Linked DNA regions of Homo sapiens: regions 1, 2 and 3 are each linked to region 4. A link is a contact called in ENCODE Hi-C or POLR2A ChIA-PET data. All regions are on one chromosome and are shown on one strand. The core of a region is the stretch at or near the end of the contact, and the rest is flanking DNA. Distances in the headings are between cores, read along the strand shown. Region 1 overlaps MAPKAP1 (MAPK associated protein 1). Region 2 overlaps PBX3 (PBX homeobox 3). Region 3 overlaps MAPKAP1 (MAPK associated protein 1). Region 4 overlaps MVB12B (multivesicular body subunit 12B).

Evidence for each region. A loop is a pair of places that touch in the nucleus more often than their neighbours do. ChIA-PET counts read pairs that join two places held with the same protein, here RNA polymerase II (POLR2A). Pooled maps may share reads with other maps.
Region 1: a pooled map shows a loop between it and region 4 (2.9-fold over the local background). The contact joins two enhancer-like sites. A Hi-C loop is called at or near these places in 4 of 50 pooled maps. POLR2A ChIA-PET finds 5 or more read pairs at or near these places in 2 of 52 experiments (GM10248 and GM12878).
Region 2: a loop to region 4 is called in a map with no recorded cell type, with 6 times the contacts of the local background. The contact joins two enhancer-like sites. A Hi-C loop is called at or near these places in 2 of 37 single-sample maps with no recorded cell type and 4 of 50 pooled maps.
Region 3: a pooled map shows a loop between it and region 4 (2.6-fold over the local background). The contact joins two enhancer-like sites. A Hi-C loop is called at or near these places in 4 of 50 pooled maps. POLR2A ChIA-PET finds 5 or more read pairs at or near these places in 2 of 52 experiments (GM10248 and Panc1).

The regions. Positions count from the first base shown.
Region 1 is chr9:125,528,360-125,531,779 of GRCh38, reverse strand. The region is part of intron 7 of MAPKAP1 (MAPK associated protein 1); the gene reads left to right. Among named protein-coding and RNA genes, the nearest start is that of MAPKAP1, 180 kb to the left of the region's middle. RefSeq lists an enhancer at 1,390-1,549. Within about 2 kb of position 1,584, at least 3 of the 41 ENCODE cell types and tissues checked have a DNase peak (open chromatin) inside an H3K27ac peak, as active enhancers do.
Region 2 is chr9:125,822,472-125,825,505 of GRCh38, reverse strand. The region is part of intron 2 of PBX3 (PBX homeobox 3); the gene reads right to left. Among named protein-coding and RNA genes, the nearest start is that of PBX3, 77 kb to the right of the region's middle. Within about 2 kb of position 1,250, at least 5 of the 41 ENCODE cell types and tissues checked have a DNase peak (open chromatin) inside an H3K27ac peak, as active enhancers do.
Region 3 is chr9:125,511,951-125,515,350 of GRCh38, reverse strand. All of the region lies in intron 7 of MAPKAP1 (MAPK associated protein 1), which reads left to right. It also overlaps the pseudogene RN7SL30P. Among named protein-coding and RNA genes, the nearest start is that of MAPKAP1, 190 kb to the left of the region's middle. Within about 2 kb of position 1,655, at least 19 of the 41 ENCODE cell types and tissues checked have a DNase peak (open chromatin) inside an H3K27ac peak, as active enhancers do.
Region 4 is chr9:126,395,355-126,398,640 of GRCh38, reverse strand. MVB12B (multivesicular body subunit 12B) reads right to left here. Exons shown (of 10, transcript NM_033446.3): 6 at 2,944-3,066. Among named protein-coding and RNA genes, the nearest start is that of NRON, 14 kb to the left of the region's middle. RefSeq lists a silencer at 13-72. Within about 2 kb of position 1,465, at least 4 of the 41 ENCODE cell types and tissues checked have a DNase peak (open chromatin) inside an H3K27ac peak, as active enhancers do.

The DNA of each region.
Region 1 (3,420 bases), core at 335-2,834, 870 kb after region 4:
ATGTGATCAAGCAAGTATTGTAAAATGTTGACTATAGGTCTAGGTGATGGGTATATGGGTTCTCAGTGTTCAGTTCTTTCAACTTTTCTGTGGTTTAAAAATACTCATAATAAAATGGGAAAACTCACAAAAATTAAAAATACATCATTTAGATACTGTTGATACTAATATGAATTTCTGAATGTACAAACATGTATTCTTGTAGCATAAAAAGCACTAGGTTATTTTATTGTTATTAGCTCGTCTGTTAAATAACATCTTTGAGGTCATAGTTTCTCCCATTGATCTGTGGTTTTAAGTTGCATTTACAGTTACAGGTATAATAATCACCACTTACTAATACTCACACTTGGCCAGGTGATCTGCCAGATACTTTTTTCCATTACACTTTAATCCTTAAAACAACTATTTGAATCAGTTGTCATGTTCATTTTATAAGTGAGAATACTAAAGCTCAGAGAGGTTGCAGGACTTGCTGAGGTCGCACAGCTAGTAGGGGAGTAAGGACTCAAAGCCAAATGGCCAAAGGTTGTACTGCTAGACACTGTGGTGCTTCCTTCTACTGGATAAGGTTACGGGGCCCACGGCTCAGTGGAAGCTGTTGCCTTTCTCTCTAGAGAGACCAAATGTCCCTGCTTCAGCTGGGGGTGGCAGCAAGACTCAGTGGAAACAGCATGGGCTTTGGAACCAAACCAACCCCAGTCCCCAGGCCACCTGTCCCTTTTACAAGCTGTGAAGTTAGGGAAGTCATCAGCCCCTTCTGACCTCAGTTGTCTTTTCTGTAAATAGAGGTAATAATACCTATCTTGCAGGGTTATTGTCTTAACTGAATGCATGTAAAACACTTAGTCCATAGTAGGCGCTCAGTGGACATCAGCTGCCATCATCCCTATTGCCACTATCATGCCAGGCACGCCATAAAACCTGGCTTTCTCTTTAGGTTTTGGTTTACTTCCTTTTCTATCCATATGATTTGGCCTTTGCCTGCACCTTTTGTTTTCCAGTGAATTAAGTCTATAGAAAGTTTTTACCTTGTGGTAGAATGAGCCTTTGAATTGTGTTTGAATTAGAATCTGCTGGAAGCACACTTTATTTTGAAGAAGGAGAAAACTAGACCCAGAGAGTCAACTCAAATGATTTTTTTTACTAATAAGTGAACCATACCATATATCTATAGGGATGGATTAATGGTCACAAGCCTTATTTATCAGATAGCTTATGTCTGCAAATTTAATTTCCTATGCCAAAGATTCTGGAAATAATGTGAACAAACTGTAATTGCCTGTAACAAACACATTTATAAGTAAGTTTTAAAAGTCTTTGTGTTCACAGTTTAGTAGCTCACAGACCCTGTTGCTGTTTCTCAGAAAACATTTAAAAGAGGAAGTATACTTAAATATCCATGTGATTTTGAAAATGAAAATGATTCTATAATTACAGACAGGATTAGAGTGTTGCATGTGCCCATTACATCTCTCCAGCCTCCATGAAGAGTCTCAGTCTGCACCAGAGGAAGCAGAAGTCCCTCTTTCTTCGGTCAGGCCATTTGATGTGTTTATCCTATTAGTAGCTGTAAGGAAAATTCTTCTCTACCAAGACTGATTTTAGCTACTTTCTATGAAAAAACCCTTGCTTTAGTAGAGTTACCCCACCACAGGAAACCAAGGGCCTGAACCACCCAACTCCTGTTCTGCTGCTTACAGAGGCCTGATACTGGAGCTGTTTTACTCCCATAAGCAATGTAAAAGGCATTTTAAACAACTCCAATAGTAATTTTGCATAGTTCTTTCTTTTTGAGTAAATTATAAGTAGTGGCACTTTCTGCCGCATATCTGCAACAGCTTTAAGTGCATTATAAAGAAAAGAAGAAAAATAGCTAGTCAGTAAGGGCATTTCTTTTTCTGCCTTACATGACAATAATGTCCTGAGACAAAGAAGACTTAAAATCAGGAAAATGGCATTGGATTAGCACCGTAAGGCAGATCTGGGGAGAGGACGTATCAGCATCTACCTCTCTGGTTACCTAGCTACTAATCACAGTATGGCAGGCAGCTAGGTGTGTAGATTCTACTGTGTCATCGAACCAATTTTTCAAACAGAAAGTCAGTGAGATGTGATTAAAGCCCAAGTGCTGCAAAAGATACAAGGTGGTCTATTGGAACTCCTCAATCTTCCTGGAAACTGTCACCACATAATCACAGAAATATCAAATCATAGCAAAACTTAAGCTTTCCTTTTCTTTTTTCGCCTTTTTTTTTCTTTTCTTTTTTTTTTTTGGCACACTACTTTTAATAGCAGAACAGTGTGAATTAAGATAATGTGTAACTGAAGTCTAAGAATCCCTGAGGGTCATGCAGATCTCTCAGGTACAGTGTGTCTGAAACCTAACTTATCCTTCAGTAGAGTCTTGGCTACATTTCAGGTAGTGAATAAGGATATAAGGGTGACAGTTGGGTGAACTCAGAGAGCTAACATTCTAATAGAGGAGATGGCTAATAAACAAAGCAATAAAACACATTTGATAGGAATTCTTGCTCTGGCTTTTGTTAGTCCTTCCATTTTCTTTTCTTTTTTCTTTCTTTCTTTTTTTTTTTTTTTTTTTCCTGAGATAGAGTTTCACTCATTTTGCCCAGGCTGGAGTGCAATGGTGCAACCTTGGCCCACTGCAACCTCCACCTTCCAGGTTCAAGGGATTCTCCTGCCTCAACTTCCCGAGTAGCTGGGATTACAGGTGCACACCACCACGCCCGGCTAATTTTTGTATTTTTAGTTGTATTTTTAGACAGGGGTTTTCGCCATGTTGGCCAGGCCGGTCTCGAACTCCTGACCACAAGTGATCCACCTGCCTTGGCCTCCCAAAGTGCTGGGATCACAGGCGTGAGCCACTGCGCCCTGCTAGTCCTTCCTTTTTTTTTTTTTTTTTTTTTTTTTTGAGACGGAGTCTCACTCTTATCACCCAGGCTGGAGTGCAATGGCATGATCTCAGCTCACCGCAACCTCCGCCTCCCGAGTTCAGGCGATTCTCCTGCCTCAGCCTCCCAAGTAGCTGGCGCCACAGGCATGTGCCACCACGCCCAGCTAATTTTTGTATTTTTAGTAGAGATGGGGTTTCACCATCTTGGCCAGGCTGGTCTCGAACTCCTGACCTCGTGATCCACCTGCCTCGGCCTCCCAAAGTGCTGGGATTACAGGCGTGAGCCACTGTGCCTGGCGGTCCTTCCATTTTCTAACTGAAAAGACTTCCTTGAGTCCTCAGGTTTGGGAGTTCCCCTCCTAGAGGGAGTCTCTCTGGCTCCCAGGCTCAGGCATAACTTCATTCTTTCCACTCGTTTCCACGCATCTCCTAATTGGGCTACCAGCACCCCTCCTTGATGCAGGCAGGGAGAAGTGGACAGGGCAGAAAGGGCTGGGTAAATTCAT
Region 2 (3,034 bases), core at 1-2,500, 570 kb after region 4:
TTTGTTAAAAAAAAAAAAAAGTAAAACAATATCAATCATCTAATTTTTTATTTTGGAAATATAAGTTGTTTTTTATTTTAAAATGATACTTATGCTAACGTGTTATTGTTATTTTAAAATAAACTAATAAAATTTTTAAATTTCTAATACAGTAAATACTAATAAATATAACCCACATAAGCCAAAGCTTGCTAGGTTCTCAATAATTGTTTTTTTTTGCGGGGGACAGAGTCTCACTTTGTTGCCCAGTCTGGAGTGCAGTAGCACAATCTCAGCTCACTGCAACCTCCACCTCCCAGGTTCAAGCTATCCTCCCACCTCAGCCTCCTGAATAGCTAGGAAAATAGGTGCATGCCACCACGCCCAGCCAATTATTGTATTTCTTGTAGAGATAAGGTTTCGCCATGTTATCCAGGCTGGTCTCGAACTCCTGAGCTCAAGTGATCCACTGCCTCAGCCTCCCAAAGTGCTGAGATTTCAGGCGTGAGCCACTATGCCTGGCAATTCTCAATTATTTTTAATTTTAAATGTGGTATGGAAAGAGATCCTGAAAACAAAAAGTCCGAGAATCAGTGGCCTAAATCATAGAGTTGATACAAGGATTAAATGAACTAATGCATGTAAAGCACTTTTCACAACGCATGGCAAACAGTCAACGTTCAGTCAATGGTAGCTATCGTTATTGTTACATAACAACAGCTGCGGCTACAGATAGCAATGCTGAGATCAGCCATTTCTGGAGACTTTGTTGTCCCCCACTGTCTAGTAAGCAATGAGTATTTAAAAAAAAAAAAAAGCCAACTGATTCATCAAATGTAATTCATCATATAGATTCTAATTTAAATTCTAATACAATCAATAAGAACCTGTTAGTCTGAAAGACTGTATCTTTCTAGACCCTGTTAACTTCCTTATAAACTAGGAAGGCCTAGGACTAGACTTACAATATACCTTGGAGACTAGAGTTATCTTGTCCTTTGAGACACCTGGAAAACAGCAATGAGAAGCCTAAGTGTCCTGTGCACAACAAATTAATTAAATATGCATTCTCATAATAAAGAAAGGTATACTTTCCTTTGAAATACTGGATCAATAAGGCATCATGGAATAACGGAACTGTGGACAGGCCCTTGAGCATGCTTCTGGTTAAGATTCTTCATTCCAGGCATATCTAGCACACACCCAAGACAGATCAACAGGTACAGAGACTCACAAACGGACCAGTCATTTTTCACTCTAGTGGTTACGTAGCCCCTCTACAAATCAAACCACAATCTTTCTTACTTTCACTTTCAGGACACTTCCTTATGTTTCATCCTTTATTGATAAAGCTAAAAATAATAATAGTAGTTGTATACAGAGGTCAAACACCTGGCATCAAGCTCATAAAAATCCTTTAACCCTTTAGCCTACATTTTTTTTTTTTTTTTGAGACAAAGTCTTGCTCTGTCACCCAGGCTGGAGTGCAGTGGCACGATCTCAGCTCACTGCGACCTCTGACTCCCAGGTTCAAGCAATTCTCCTGCCTCAGCCTCCTGAGTGGCTGGGACTACAGGTGCGGGCCACCATGCCTGGCTAATTTTTGCATTTTTGGTAGAGATGGGGTTTCACCATGTTGGCCAAGCTGGTCTCGAACTCCTGACCTCAAGTCATTCACCCACCTCAGCCTCCCAAAGTGCTGGGATTACAGACATGAGCCACCGCGCCCAGCCTAGCCTACTTTTCTCTAGTCAAAACACGTTCCAAATCTTTTAACTGTTTCCCATTGGATCTGTACTTCCTTCTCTTAACCATTCTTTTCTGTCTTCTAAACCCCAAGATAAAAACATACAGAATTCTTTTTTAATCTTTCTTTCTTTCTTTTTTTAAAAAAGGAGACTGATCCAAAGTAGCTAACACAGAAATTTCATTGAGGCACTAACAGACTATTTAGCCTTTAAAACTTTATTTAACACTATTACCAAAAAAAAAAGTAATTTATCCTCCTTAAAAAGGACCATATTAACATTATATATGTTAAATTCAGTCTTTTAAAAACTATCTTTGTATCTTGAAATCAGCATTAAGATGAAAGCAAGAGATATTACTGTTGCTATGGTAATACTTCAATGAACAGCATAACACACACTGGTACATAAAAACCATTTTCTGAGCAGCATGTACAGGTAAATAAAAGTTAAATAGCACATCAACAACAATTTCCTCACAGGGTCATGACAACTTTTATTTGTGATGCTTATTTTTATATATTACAGTGACTGAAGTAAATTTGAAAATGTCAATAATCAACAGCAATGGTCAGCATTTGCAGAGGGAACCAGAGAATGTTCGTTTCTCCACTTTTCCCACAACTGTATTTTGGAGTTTCAAGAACCACAGAAGCGTCATCAAATATGACCATACCACAAACTTACACATACAAGAGGCATACTTGCTAAATAGGCAAACATAGGTGAGTTAGGAGAATTAATGAATGGTGGGAGGTTCTGACAAAGTAAAACTCACATCTTTTTTTTTTTTTTAGCTACTTAGCAAACAAAACAAAAAAACTAAAAAACCCCACAAGTTATATAACTATTGATATGGATGATCCATAAAATCCCAAAATTCAACTACTCATTATGGGGTGTTTCACAAGTATGAAGTACTGAATTAAGGTTGAGGGTATCATAATGTATTATGTGGGGTTTTAAATAATAACTCAATATAATAAGCTACTATACTGAGATACCCTGTATTAATGTACAAAAAACATTAATGAAATATATGCTTTGATTGGATTATGCAGCCTTTCTTCTACATTCAAATTACAATCCAAGTTGAACTCAAAGACAAGTTTCCTTTTAAAACATTTCTCTAAACTAGTGGAAAAAAATGTTTATAAAAATAGTGTAGTCTGAGTCTGAATAAACGGTATGCTCAGGGAAATTTCAGGTTTCAACGTAAAGAAATATACACATTTTAGAGTTTCTAAAGAAAGAGTATTATTTACAATGAAAAACCACATCTAAGGAAGAAACGTTTTTAAACTCTG
Region 3 (3,400 bases), core at 406-2,905, 880 kb after region 4:
AGTGTTGACTGAAAGGATAAGTTTTAAAAATTAGAACTGATGGGTCATGCTTTCAAAACCTTTCCTGAAGGTTTTGCAGTTTAACTAGGCAGGAGAATTGGTTTATTGGAACAGCCTTGGTCTTTCTTCTTTTGTAATAGGAATTGTATTTAATTTGATTATATTCAGCTGTTTCACAGAGAGCAAATGGTGTATTGGCTCAGAAGAGGCTAAAGTGTGACCTTATTGTCATGTCAGCTTGTTCCTTTTTTATTATTTAAATTCCAAACTATCCAATCTGAGCCTCAGAGGGGGTATAAGCTACAGCGGTTGTCACTTGAATATAGTTCAGTGCTTATATTAAGATCAAGCAGAAAATGATTATAGTTGCCTCTGGAGGAAGAGTTATAAGCGATGGAGCTGACACTAAATGCAGACATTTTAGCATAGCTGATGTTGGGTCCGAGCTCTGATACGGACGGCATCAGCGTAGTGGCTTTGGCTCAGTGAGGAACGCAGATTCAGTCAGCCCCTGCCATAGAGTAGTCAAGGCTTGGCACGATCCTCCTGGAATGGGTCTTCCTGCCATAAGTCTCCAGCCCATTGTCAGCAGTGCCACCAGAAGAATCTCACCAAAATATAAAGCTGATTGTGTCACTTTCCTGCTCTGTTAGCACCTGTTGCATATGAGAGAAAATCCAAATCTTGACCAACAATCTGGGCCAAGCTTCTCAGCCTCAGCTCCTCCTTGAACAAGCTTGCTTTTAAGCTATAGGCAGCATTTAAGATTAGAGACTTGCTCGGCAGCCAGGATTCACAGTTCCTCAGTCTCTCAGGTCCTACAAATATTGACTAAAAATGACAAGTAAATGTCAGAACCCACAGAACAAACCATGATCGCACAGATATCAAAGGACATGTGATGCTACACTACCATCCAAACATCCATCTAATGAATATTTTTTGAGCATCAACAATGCACCAAGCACAGAGATTACTCATCCCTGCCTCGAGGCTGGGGGAGGCAGCGAGGCAGCTTGAGCTGGTAAATTATAGAAGAGCCCAATGAGTGTTCCTACCAAGGTAGGAACAAGGCGCTGTGTGGGAGCACAGAGAAGGGGACAGGTAGCTCCACCCTCCCCTTCCCTGAGGTGGAAACATCTGAACCAGGTTGTCTTGAAGCAGGACTCAGAGCTAGGTGAAGAAGAGGGAAGAGGGAATGGCACGTGCAGAAGCCAGGAGGCACTGAGGAACCCACGTGGACCATGGAAGGTCATTGTGGAAGAAGCCAAGGCTGTGTGGGGTGGACATGTGAGCTCAGACCCAGCGTCACGTGTCCTTTGATATCTGTGCTGCCGTGGTTTGTTCTGTGGGTTCTGACATTTACTCGTCATTTTTAGACTATATTTGTAGGACCTGAGAGACTAGGGAACTGTAGGAATCCTGGCTGCTGAGCAAGTCTCTAATCTTAAATGCCGTCTGCAGCTTAAAAGCAAGCTTGTTTAAATAGATATGCACCCTGCACCCCTACTTTGGACACACGAGGGAAAGAGCACAGACTTTCGCTTTGATGCCAGCATTCCCTGCCCCGGTGTGCCCTCCCTGGTAAGGCTGTGAGCCTGTTGTGACTCATAGGCTAGGGATCTACCTAAACCTTATTGCAGTGGTTTCTGTTTCAGTCTGTATTTGCAATAATAGCAGCTCTCATTGACCGAGCACTTTGCTAAGGGAAGTCCTGCATTGTCTCATTTAATCCTCACAGCAACCTTCTGAGGGAAGCTCTGTTATCCCTATTTTACAGATGAGTTTAAATTCCTTCCCAAGGATGCATAGCTGGCAGCGTTACTCCCTCTCATGGCACAAACACCAGGGATGTTCTGCTCAAGTCTAGCCTTTCCTCTTACTGCTCACACTTAGCTTTTTTCTGGCTACCAGAAGCTCTTTCAGATTAAAGCAGCTCTTTAAATTGGTGAATGGAAAACAGTTGACATGAAGACATAACCATGAAAGTGTTCAGCTTTTGACTGTCATTTTTCCTTGCACAGGTGATTCTCAAACTTGTTCTTATGGTCAGCAATGATGATGATAGGTTAATTCACTTATATCCTACCTTGATCCCAAAAATATTTGGAATTATTATAATAGATTTTAAAATACACAAACCACTGAGTGCAGTGGTGTGTACCTGTGGTCCCAGCTCCTCAGGAGGCTGATATGGGAGGGTTGCTTGAGTCCAGGATTTCTGGGCTACAGCCTAGATCAGCGCTATGCTGATCAGATGTCCACACTAAGTTCAGCATCAGTATGGTGAGCTCCCGGGAGTGGGTAACCACCAGGTTGCCTAAGGAGGGGTAAACCGGCCCATGTTGGAAACGTGCAGGTCAAAACGCCTGTGCTGATCGGTAATGGGATCGCACCTGTGAACAGCCACTGCACTCCAGCCTGGGCAATATAGCGAGACCCCACCTCTTAAAAAAATATACATACGAGGCTGGGCACAGTGGCTCACGCCTGTAATCCTAGCACTTTGGGAGGCCGAGACAGGTGGATCACAAGGTCAGGAGATCGAGACCATCCTGGCTAACATGGTGAAACCCCGTCTCTACTAAAAAATACAAAAAAATTAGCCGGGCATGGTGGCGGGCGCCTGTAGTCCCAGCTACTTGGGAGGCTGAGGCAGGAGAATAGCGTGAACCCGGGAGGCGGAGCTTGCAGTGAGCCGAGATTGCGCCACTGCACTCCAACCTGGGCGACAGAGCAAGACTCCATCTCAAAAGAAACAAAAAAAAAATATGTATACATACGAACCAATAAACTACGTGAGAGGAAAAGAAACATAAAGATTAAACGACAAGTTTACGAGTCCCCAGGAGGAGGAGCTGGCAGAGAAATGCATGTCCAGGTCATCATAGTCACACGAACATTTAGTGCTGAGCTTCCTGATGGGCAAAGGAGAAAGGGACATGATAGGAGCTAGTTACAAGATTTATGTTAAACTTTCTAAAGATACAAAAGCAAGCCCTTTGCTCCAGGGAAGTACAGCTTTTCCTGATACCAGGATCTGAAAGAAGTTTCTCCCACGGGTCTCTAGAAAGAAGACACAGAGCAATGGAGGCGACAGTGTGTCTTCCCTCTCTTCGGACTTTGGCAGGCACTTGCTTTCCATTGGATTTCAGCTTTCAGCTAGCTAGCAGCTGTTAAAGAATTGCATGCTAAAACCTTTTATGTTTCAGTTAGGGGTTAAAGGGATCGAGGAAGCTGCTCTGAGCATGTAGCCACCAACCAACAGATTCTGCAGATTTTCTTTGAAACTTATGTGCTGAGATGTTTGCCTCGGGTTTACAAAATCCCATAAAAATCCTGCCTGGGTATTATAACTTGGAACCCTCCCAAAGTGCCCAAAGCAATATTTTGTTCCTAG
Region 4 (3,286 bases), core at 216-2,715:
GAGGCCCGATCCACGCCACACAAAGACCGCACTGGACGTGGTTCTCAGGTTTATGGTTAAGGCTACCTGAGAAAAGAGTAGCAAGATGCAGACTTGCTATTACACGATATGATATCACCTATGTAAAAAGTACACAAGAAAAAGACTTGAGGGAAATATAACAAAAGGTTATAAGCATCTGCTCGTGGGAAATGGAATTCCTGTTTTTTCATACTTTCTACATTCTGCCAATTTTCTACAAGCCTGGATTACTCTCGCCATAGGAAAAGACCCGCGCAGTGCTCAGGGACCAGGGAGTAGTCTGGAGGGGTTGCCAGGGACGCATTTATGGTGAAACTGAATTCGTGCCTGGATTCAGGTAGGCGCTGGGGAGCTCCTCGGAGGCTCACCACATGCCCTCACCACCACACGGGCTCGAGATGCCCCGGAAGCGCTCACAGAAGAAGACCCAGCACAGGCCCAGCCCAGGAGCCTCTGGGAGGGCTTCCCGGGAGAGAAGTCCTCTGCGCTGAGACCTGTCAAACACACCTCATGTGCAGGGAGCACCGGGAGCAAAGGCGCAGAAGCCAGGGGAGGAGGAGGCTGCCAGCGCACGTTAATGTCTGGGGCTCTGGCTGGGAAAGGGAAGACAGGAAATCCCGGAGCTGGTGTGCAGCCCTGCAGGCCCCACTGAGGGGCCTGCCTTACCCTATAGGCTCCTGGTAGACCCCCAGCACTCGGAGCACAAGCCCCAGCCACTGCTCCCCACCAGAGGGGAGGTGATCAGATTCCTCCTCTGGAGAGTGTAGAGACCTGAAGCCTCAAGGAATAAAACAGCATACTCATCCTTTCCTAGGTCTTCAATGGAAAATTTGAATGAATAATCAACATTTCATTTTAAAATAAATCAAAGATACTGGATAGGAAAACAACACACAAAAAAACCCCACAAAAACCAAAAAACCCTGATGGATGAGGCTTACATAGGTGTGCATCCTACCTGTAAATTACCGCACAGGAGAACTTGGGACAGACAAATGGCTTTTACTTGGAAGCACTAATGAACATTCAATTATCCTGTTGCATATTGGCTGACTTAACTCAGCCAAATTAGAATACATTTTATATTGACTATTTTGACATTTGTTTTATTTGGCAAGTAAAACAAAACTGATCCGATTTCCTTGCAGCCATTGTAAACCATAAACTGTACAGCAGAGGTGATAAAATACATAAGCCTTATAAACATCTGGTTCTGACGCACTACCCTCCAAACCCACCAGGCTGCCGGTGGCTCGGTGTTCTCGGCTGTCTTGCTTCAGGTGCAAGTGACTTTGCTCTCACAGTCACCAGCAGGCTTCTGAGAGCTCTCTCTGCTTTATCTGAGAGAACTGGTGTTCTTTCTTTAACCACAGAAAGTCAAAACCTGCCTGAGGTGGTGCCCATTTCTGGGCCCTTCTAGACCACATGATGTCAGCAGGGAGCAGCTGTAACAACTTCAGGGCAACTGCTCCTGTGGGGGCTTTCCAGCCTCTGCAAGGAGCCCACACTTGAGCTGCTCCAAGTACAAGTGATGGGCCTCAGCACAGGTGATGGAGGACCCCGACACACAGGTGATGGACTTAGCTGACTCCCCAGCACAGGTGACACACCTGATATAGCCTTGAGCACAGGAGACAGTGACCCTCAGCAGTGCCCTCCAGGGCGGAGCTGACAGCGCTCTGGCTCAGAAGTGAGGAACAAGTGCTGATGGGCAGTGCGAACCTCACACTCTTGAACCCAACAGAGACTCAACTGTTCACCCTGCAACTCTGGGAGGCTTATTAGAGATTCCTATCTTTTTATGCCAAATGAAACTGAAAACTACTTCTAAAGTTTCAGGCAATTCCAGGGGTAGTTAAGTTTAAATACCACTCTTGGTTTGTGAAACTGTCATGAGAAGGACCAGATTGTCTTTATAGGGGGATGTCCCAGAGGACAGAGTCCTCAGGGCTTTGGAGCCTCATTACAGCACATTCTTCCAAGTGAGACGGAGGCTTGGCACAGAGGAACAGAGTACAGAGAGCTGGTGGTATGTCCCGGAGGGCAGGCTGTATTGTGGATGGCCCAGGAAGACCTACTGGTGACTCTTCTGTCCGGTTCCTGACAGATTTTGTTCATCTCTATTCACCCACGTGGAAGCTTGGAGATCCATTCTCATTTACGTTATGTCAATCCCTAAGTGTTGCTGCCTCACCGTTCTTGTTTTATTTACTTTTGCAATCCCTTTCTCAAGCTTAATCCATCAGTGCTGTTTGTTCCTTGCCCTTAGTTTACTCCTAGTGATGCACAGGATTTTTATTTGACAGGATTCTTTTTGCAGAAAGTGTAGAGACTGTTACTACCTCTGTTATGACTGAAATCAGTTGCAGAGCAAACAGTTGGCTCACCCAAGTTTCTTTGCGGAGACAATTGTTAAAACTAGCATTTCCTGAAAAACTCCTCACTATTCTCTCATACCCAAACTACCCATTTCTTACTTTATAGCTCATTGGAAAAAGAAATTATATGAAAATGAAGAATATAAGAACTCACCTACCCTCCTGGGTTTCAAATGAGTTGCTGGCCAAGACAGAGAAGGAATTTGACCTTAAGGCCAGTGATCCCAACCCCATGGCTATACAGCACGTGTCTGTGTGTAGCTAGCAGCTCTTTTGAATAGGGAGCCAATTTTAAGTTGCATAATCTGCAATTTTAGAAGCCTGCAGAACACGCACAAAATAGACTATAGAATGGCCTTTGCATTCATGTAATGCAAAGATTTCCAAGTGGATTTTTAAAAATCTCCTCTAAAGATATATTGCTTCTACAATTATTCAGCTGTACTTTGCAGTATTTCAGCAGACACTAAGTGGTGGTGTTCTAAAATGTTGTGCAGGGACCTAAGACCACAGGACAACGCAAGACACCCCGACAAGGCCTCACCTGGGAAGGTTGGGGGCTGGGGTGGAGGCAGCTGATGACTGGGAAGGCGTTGTGGGTTGAGATGAGTCATGATTTCTTGGTACTCTGCCCATTCGATACCAGATCCCCATGCTGTTCAGTTCCCTTTAGGAAAAAAGAGAAATCTTCATGGCTCTGGTTAGCACAAAGCATTTACCTGAGTGACAAAGCAAACCAATTCATTTAAAAGAGTCATGGCCTCAAACACCAGGGAATCAATTCTTGCCCTCCACGTGAAATGGGTTCCACCGTCTCCTTTGTGCTCTGGGTGTCATAGTTCACACGAGGGTGACCCGTTCCATCTAGGCAGGCCTTCGGGACAAGG